3 separate regions of the Homo sapiens genome follow, and regions 1 and 3 are each linked to region 2. A link is a loop called in an ENCODE intact Hi-C map of the cell type or tissue named here. Cell type or tissue: PC-3. All regions are shown on one strand.

Region 1 (2,500 bases), 53 kb after region 2:
TCTTTAAACACTGAAAACAAAATATGCATTGATTACAAATTTAAAATGTATATTGCAGATTTCTCTATTTAGCTAGCTCACAACTAATTCCTAGACACCCTCTTTGAACTCAATCAGAGCAACAACAATTAGTTGAATAACCAGAGAGGGAAGGGATGAGAGGTGGGGAGGAAAAAAGCAACGAGAGAGGAAGTGACACAGTTGCATGGCACAAGCATGAAGAGCAGGGCTGGGAGCACACACAAGAGATTTCAAGTGTGGGCCCAGCAGGTGGGAACTGGAACCACGGCCCACCCCAGGAGCCCCGTGGGGAAGCATGGCCTACCCCAGGCACAGAGTTGGCAAATGGGCAGAACTGTGAAAAGTATGAGACTATTACACCCTCTTCCCATGAGAAGACAAAGGGGTGCAATGGCAGCCAATGAAAAGTTTTAAAATCAGAACGCTTTTTGAGAAACAAGGCCCCACTTCTCAGCAGGGAGTCCCACAGAAGACAGCCATTTTGGTTTTTATCTGATAAGAGGAAAGCTGGAGAAAGAAGAAAAATATCAAAATCACCTAATCACTAATCACCCCCAACAATTAAGCAAGGGTTGAGTAAAAAGTAAAGCAAAAGTGAAAATAAATGAAACAAGATCAGTGGGACCAAGATGACTGAGTAGGAAGTGCCTGAGTGAGAAGTCTATGAAGCATCAATGACTGGAGCTGACATCTGCTGATAGAAGCAAACGGGTGCCAAGTGACTTATGGGCATTATCTCATTCAATCCTTCCACCTACCCCAGGATGTAGGGACTATCATCTTCCTCCACACAGATGAGAAAACGGAGGCCTAAGGTAGGGCCTGGAGCCAGGATGCAAGCCTGGGGAGCCTGCTCTGGCCCTCTCCTCCCCTGTGTTCTAGAGGGAGTGCACCTTTGACCCCTGCGCTGTCCCTAAAAACACTCATGGACTGTGCCCATCCTTCTTGTCTAAAGCTGGCAAGATGTGACGGGGATGGGGACAGGAGCAGGGCCCATAAACACCAGAGACCTACTGTCCTAAAATGCCAGACCCCTGTCCTGAGCTGGGAAACCATATTAAGCAAAGGGTGTGTCTCACAGGAAACAGATATGAGCAGATTCGGTGGAGGCAGCCTGGGAAAAGATATTTACAAAGCTGAATCATGGCCTCCCGCCCTGCTGGGTGATTCCTGCCTCCTCTCCTCCCATTCTCTCAGACAAAGAGGAAAAGCAAAAGAAACACCACAACAATTCTGAGCCCTCAACCAGAATCAACCCAAAGCTCACTCGCTGTGTAAAAGAAGAAGAATACTGACAGAGGTTCATGCTAAAAAAACAAACAAACAAAAAACCACGTGGAAGATTAACAAAAGACATGGCATAGTTACTGGACAAGACAGGCCAGCCTCCCCACTCCTCAAAGCAAACCAAACCAAACAAGCCCCCTACTGAGGACAGCAAAGGCACACACATGGCATCCTAAAGACACCGTCTTTTATTTAAGAAAGCCTAACTAATAACTGAAGAAAAGTTCCCAGAAGTGCTTACTATGAAATAATTTAGAGATGACATAAAATCAATATATGAGACTCAAAGAGGCGATGGCAAATGAACACGCTGAAATGAAAAACAAGATTGCAGAGCAACTGAAACACTGAGGACCAAAATAACATAAATACAGAACTAATAAATGAATTAGAAATAGCATGCTAGAAGGAATAAGGCTAAAGTCAGAAATCACGCCAAAGGCAAAACACTTGTTTAAAGGTGGTATATGCACACAATGAAGTTAGAAGCTAAGCAAATAAACGTTAAGAGAATAGGCATAAAGGATAAATGACTATTTAACAAGGAAAACTGCTGTTTCTAAAGCACAAAATCCAAGAGTTAGGAATAGAAGACAAGTCTATGGCTGAAAAGCCACATGATGAGGATGGCAAAACAGCAGGCTGGAAAGTCTGGTAGTCCCCATCATGCCTAAGCAGCGGAGCCATGCCAGCAGCGGAGCCATGCCAGCAATGCCTTCCCAGACTTCTTATAAAAAGATACCCAAGGCCTTGTTAAGCCACAGTCAGCTGAGTCTTCTGTTACCTGCCTCCTTTCCCCGACAATCCTTCAGCCTACTCACACTCAATTCCCTTCCATACAGCCTCCTCCCACTGCTGCAACAGCTCAGCCACATTCTTTGCAGTGAAGCCTTCTTTCCTCTCTCACTGCACATGGCTGGCAAACTCTCCTCCGTACACTGCATCACCCTTTTAACCTTTTCTGAGTCTACATCCGGACAGAGAAACACTGCTGCAGAGACCCATCAACTTCAACCGATAGTGCTACTCTGCAAGAGGGTAAGGGGGGCAGCTAACTCTCACTCCCCATAAAGGTGGTTGCCACAGCACCATTCCCCTTCCCTGCCTCGCCCCTCAGTCAGTCACACTCTTATGCAGATCATCTCTCCTGTCTCTCCCACTCCCACTGGTCCATTTTTCTCACTCTCACAGC
Region 2 (2,500 bases):
GACTTGATTTTGCTGAGTTTAATGCCACTCATTTCACTTTCTGTTGGCCAGAGCCCGTTTCCCCTGCTTGAAGGCACAGAACCTTGCTGGGAGCCAGGCAAGCTCTCTGGACGGGATGGGCAGCCCCAGGGCCAGCCATCCCAAGTCTAGGGCTTGCTGGGGCCTAGACTTTTGACCTCCAAAGGGTACGGAGTCTGGGGACCACTCTGCACACCATCCTCCATCCAGAGAGAGGGGCCATTTCCATCCTCATTCGGTTTCCCATATTCAGGGGAACTCCTCTCCAAGAAGAAACAAGGGCTCAGTTCCATTTCTGACTTCTCTCTAGGTCAGCACGTGCGGTCACTTCACAGAAAAATGGTGTGGATGTGCCAGACTGGGGACAAAGGCCCTCTGTTGTCCCCATTACCTGTGGTTTCCTGCCACAAAGGCTACACCAAGTACCTTATAAAGAAGGGCTGAGCGCTTCATGGATTTACTCAAAACCCAGCGCTCTGGGCTACTATGACCCCAGCCACCAACAGGTGTTGAGACTCCCCTGAGGCCCCGCCAAAACTGGCTGGGGTTTCCTCTCCACCTCAGTGCCACCCCTGTCTCCAAGCCCATACTCCCAGGCATCTCTCAATCACTACCTCTACAAGACCCCAGGGTCTGGGTAATGGGGGCTGGCAGAGCCTGGACTCATTCCTGCAATGACGTCGGATACCAGCGGCACCCATTCCCTCTCCAAAGCTCATGTCCACAAGGGCAAACGATAGCATCCCCCTCCACCCCGGCAGTAAGCAGCAGCGAGTCTCACCAATTTGAGAGTCTCTAGAACAACAGATGGTAATTTGTTGACACAAAGATTTAAGGGGACTCAATTACAGTCCCACTGAAAAAGCTCTCTCTAAAATAAGAAAGTATACAGATTCCTCAGCTCGCAGAAATTGCTGACAGCTTTGTTTTCAACCCTCCAGGAGTAAAAAGAAGCTGACAACTTATTTTTGCAGGTTATGCTCATTCAAGTCTATTTTTAGATCTTGTTCCTAAATAAGTACACCAGAATAGCATTCAGTTTGAAAATCACCATCTGTTCAGAGCAATGAGCTTGGCCTCGCTGGGCTGGGTATACCTGGCCCATGGCAAGGTGGCAGTCCCCTTGTGGACTGAACCGAGGGGGCAGTTTCAGGTCTCCAAGTGGTGTTTGAAGAATGCACTAAAAACAGTCACAGGCAGTTGGCATTTTAAATGCCCATTAAACAACTATTAATATATTTTATTTATAAGCTGAGAACCACACAAAAAATGCCCTTGGCTTTTTAAAAAGAAGTTCAAATAATCCCTTGTATTTAAATAGATTTCTTATAAAAAGGCGATCCAGCCTAAGTTTGGTAGTTAAGATAAAAATTAACCTATGGAAAAGAAAGCCAGCTCAGAACGCTATAAAAAGGCCCCTTCCCCCCCCCCCTTTCTTCCGGTGTATGGTGGCCCTCCCCTCCCTCTGCAGCCACTTGGTAGTGACTCACGCTTTTCTTTGGAAATGCAGTTGCTGCGTGAAACACAACGTGAGAATGGGAATCTGACATATGAGTAACCCGGCCGAGAGGCACCTCTTGGAAATGACACTGGGCCTTGGCTAGAATTACGCACAGGCCCTGGGAGGGCTGCGGCTCGTAGGCCCGTAGGGGGCAGGGTGAGGGCGGAGGTCCTGGCGCCCCCAGGCCTGACCCGCCCGCACCGCTGGGCTATTTTTAGCGTCCACTAAACTTAGCCGACTCCACCCTCTTGAATAACCCACATCTTAAAATGCTATTTTTCTCCAACAGGTCAAAAGAATTCTGCGAGTTAGAGCGCAGATTAAGTTGCTAGCGACGGGCATTGAAGGTTTTAGAACCGAGAAAATGAGCCGGTGGCGGGGAGCGCGTCCTCAGCGGCCAGGCCCGGCACGGGGCTCGGGCACTCGGGGACACACGGTGGTCGTCGCTGTGTCTCAGCAGGACCCTGTGCGCTGGAGAGCTTGGGGCCGCGAGTCGCGCAGCAAGGAGGCTTCTGGCTTCTCTATTTTTAGCCTCTGAACGTTTTCCAAAATAATTACCAAAAGGAAATACACACGCACACATGGACCTAACACACAAAACGTCCTTCTGCGGGAAGCCAGCACTAGGAAAGAAAAAAAAAAAAATCCGAAGTGAAATTATGACACAGGGTTTTGTAACCCGCGGTGGCGCGCTTCTGAAACCCGAGCCCGGCAGCGGCTTCTTATCTGCACCGCGTTCCAGGAAGCAGCCGGCGTTTCGGCCGCGCAAGGGCAGCCGCCGCACGTAGGCAGCGTCCCCCAGCCCGGGACCCGCAGGAATGCGAGGGGCAAGACAGATCGCCGGAGGAGCAGGGGTCAGAAGTCAGTGTTTAACCACTCACTGGCTTTCGGTGAAGCCAGAATGTTAGCAGCGAGTCGCGGTCGGGGGCCTTGGGGTTGCACACGCTTGCTCCAAGCACCGAGGCTCAGCTGAGCACATGC
Region 3 (2,500 bases), 61 kb before region 2:
ATTGAAGATAGTCCATAAGTCCCTTACTTAAACTGGTCATAAGATGTCTTTGTCACATAGAATAAAATAAATATCTTGAGTCCATACGAGTAGAATAAATAACAGAATAAAATGGGTAAGTAAATGGGGGAGGAGAGAGAGGTCATATGGAAGAATTCTACTAACAAATGCAGAAAGAATAAGGAAAATACAAAATCATCATTTGGTGAACACCACAGTAATGGTGGTTGCAGGCAAAGTCTGCCAAATGTTTGTGGATAAAAGGGATATTTGCCTAGTGCCAAAGTATCTCCCCACAAAATGTCTATTAATCAGAGTGAAAAATATAGATGTCTATTCATACAAAGGGAAAAATTAATAGAAAAGGAAAACTAGTTCTTATTTATGTTTACTTTATAATTTCTTATTGTATTTCTTATGTCTTACATTTTTTATTGATATTTACTACTTGTGCACTAAGCAATGAAGCAGACACTACCTTAACCCAATGATCAAGGCTAACAAAACCAACAATGACACATATTACATCACGTGCCCCTGCTGCACTGCACTGACAAAGGCACTTCTGAGGTCTTCTTGCCTAAAACTCATACTCTCCATCAAATCATAAGAAAACATCAGACAAACCCAAATTGAAAGACGTTCTTCAAAATAACTGACCAGTGCCCTTCAAAAGTGTCAAGATCAAGAGAAACAAGGAAAGACTGAGAAGCTATCCCAGATTGGAGTATATTAAGGAGCAAGAGCTCAGTGCACTGTGGGATCTGGATTGGATCCTGGGACAGCTAAATGATGTTACAGGAACATGGGAAAACCTAAATGAAGTCTGTAGTTAATAGCATTACACCAGTGTTGGCCCCTGATTTTTTATAGATGAAGGTTATATAGTCACTCTGATTTTTTTTTTTTTGCAACCTTTCTGTAAGTCTAAAAGTATATCAAAATTAAAAGTTACTACAGAAAAAGACATCTGGGTCAGGCAAGCTCAGGTATGCTCCCTTGTCACCAGGATAGAGCCTGAATCTTCCTTCTCCCCATTCCCCCGGTCAACCCCCAGGCTCCTGTCCAGTGCCAGCCAGAGTTGGGGAGCTTTAAACCACTTCAGTACCGCTCTTGGAAGGACACAGACTTTTTATTTATTTGGAGGGCTTTGCAGAGAAGCTGTTACTGGATTTTATGAAATGACGAAAGTAGTACGTGCTCATTGTAATAAGTCAAAGAAAGAACATGTATAAAGGAAACAGCAATAAATGACTCATCCTGCCACAGTTCATCCCCACCCCATTGACAGCATTGGCATGCAGCCTCCTGCACGCTCACCGTGCACATACGGACCACAGAGGCCTGTGGTTCTCTCTCCTACACGCACAGAGAAATGGACTCAGATCACAAATATTATCATATTCTGAAACTTGCTTTTTCATTTAACAATTCATCATGGGTATTTCTTGGATACAGAGATATAGAATTCTACCTAACGTTTAGAGAGCTGCATTCTATTCCGATATTCTATAGTATGATTGTATTCTGGTTTAGTCGACCAATCTTTTTTTGATGAATATTTGTATCATTTCCACTTTTTGCCATTATAAGCAATAAATATATCTTTATCTATTGGCATTTTTGTTCCTGAAGAACAGTCTCTAAAAGGAAGGATTGTTATGATGAAACATTCTTATTTTAATAAATACTCTTGTATTACTTTCCATAACTATTTTAACAATCGCATTCCCACTAGCAATGCATGGAGAGCCTTTTTCTTCCCTCAAACTCTCACAAGCCTTCATTCATTCGGCAAGGATTTTTTGCAGGGCCGACTGTGTCTCACTCAATTAAAATGTTGCTTTAACATATATTAAATTCCCAGCCGGGTAAGGTAACTCATGCTTGTAATCCCAGCACTTTGGGAAGCTGAGGCAGGTGGATCACTTGAGGCCAGGAGTTCAAGACCAGCCTGGCCAACATGGCGAAACCCCATCTCTACTGAAAATACAAAAATTAGGCAGGCGTGGTGGTGTGCACCTGTAATTCCAGCTACTCAGGAAGCTGAGGCACGAGAATCACTTGAACCCAAGAGGCGGAGGTTGCAGTGTGCCAGGATTATACCACTGCACTCCAGCTTAGGTGATAGAGCAAAACTGTGTAGAAGGAAGGGAAGGGAAAGGAAGGGGAAGGGAGGGGAGGGGAGGGGGGGAGGGGAGGGAAAGGGAGAAGGAAGGAAAGGGAGCGAAGGGAGAAGGAAGGGAAAGAAAGAGAAAGAAAAAGAAAGAAAAAGAAAGAAAAAGGAAGGAAGGAAGGATGCAAGGAAGGAACGAAGAAAGGAAGGAAGGAAAGAAAGGAAGAAAGAAAAGAAAAAGGAAAGAAAGAAAAAAGGAAGAAAGAGAAAGAAAAGAAAATATATTAAAATCCCATATATATTTGGACCTATTTCTGGTCTATGGGCCTCTTTCATTTTTTTCCTACCCATTCTACTCTGATTACAGTAGCTTTAGAGTATAAT

The links. Peaks named below come from ENCODE experiments on the same cell type or tissue, not always from the same donor. Only the 100,000 strongest peaks of a DNase experiment are listed, where the experiment ranks them.
Region 1: a loop joins it to region 2, with 2.6 times the contacts of the local background. A loop is called at or near these places in 10 of 110 quality-filtered maps.
Region 3: it touches region 2 in a loop (4-fold over the local background); 14 of 110 quality-filtered maps call a loop at or near these places.

The regions. Positions count from the first base shown.
Region 1 is chr9:91,244,932-91,247,431 of GRCh38, forward strand. The region is part of intron 6 of AUH (AU RNA binding methylglutaconyl-CoA hydratase); the gene reads right to left. Among named protein-coding and RNA genes, the nearest start is that of LINC02937, 83 kb to the left of the region's middle. In PC-3, no CTCF peak of the experiment used is centred here; a DNase peak (open chromatin) is centred at 1,130; H3K27ac peaks cover 1,708 bases.
Region 2 is chr9:91,191,570-91,194,069 of GRCh38, forward strand. LOC124902208 (a long non-coding RNA gene) reads left to right here and starts at 1,453. Exons shown (of 2, transcript XR_007061660.1): 1 at 1,453-1,547; 2 at 1,809-2,500. RefSeq lists enhancers at 262-431, 1,398-1,692, 2,111-2,370, 2,274-2,500. In PC-3, no CTCF peak of the experiment used is centred here; DNase peaks (open chromatin) are centred at 1,552 and 2,162; H3K4me3 peaks cover 874 bases; H3K27ac peaks cover 2,304 bases.
Region 3 is chr9:91,130,462-91,132,961 of GRCh38, forward strand. All of the region lies in intron 1 of LINC02937 (long intergenic non-protein coding RNA 2937), which reads right to left. The region is part of intron 2 of LINC00484 (long intergenic non-protein coding RNA 484); the gene reads left to right. Among named protein-coding and RNA genes, the nearest start is that of LINC00484, 13 kb to the left of the region's middle. In PC-3, no CTCF peak of the experiment used is centred here; a DNase peak (open chromatin) is centred at 1,260; H3K4me3 peaks cover 520 bases; H3K27ac peaks cover 2,441 bases.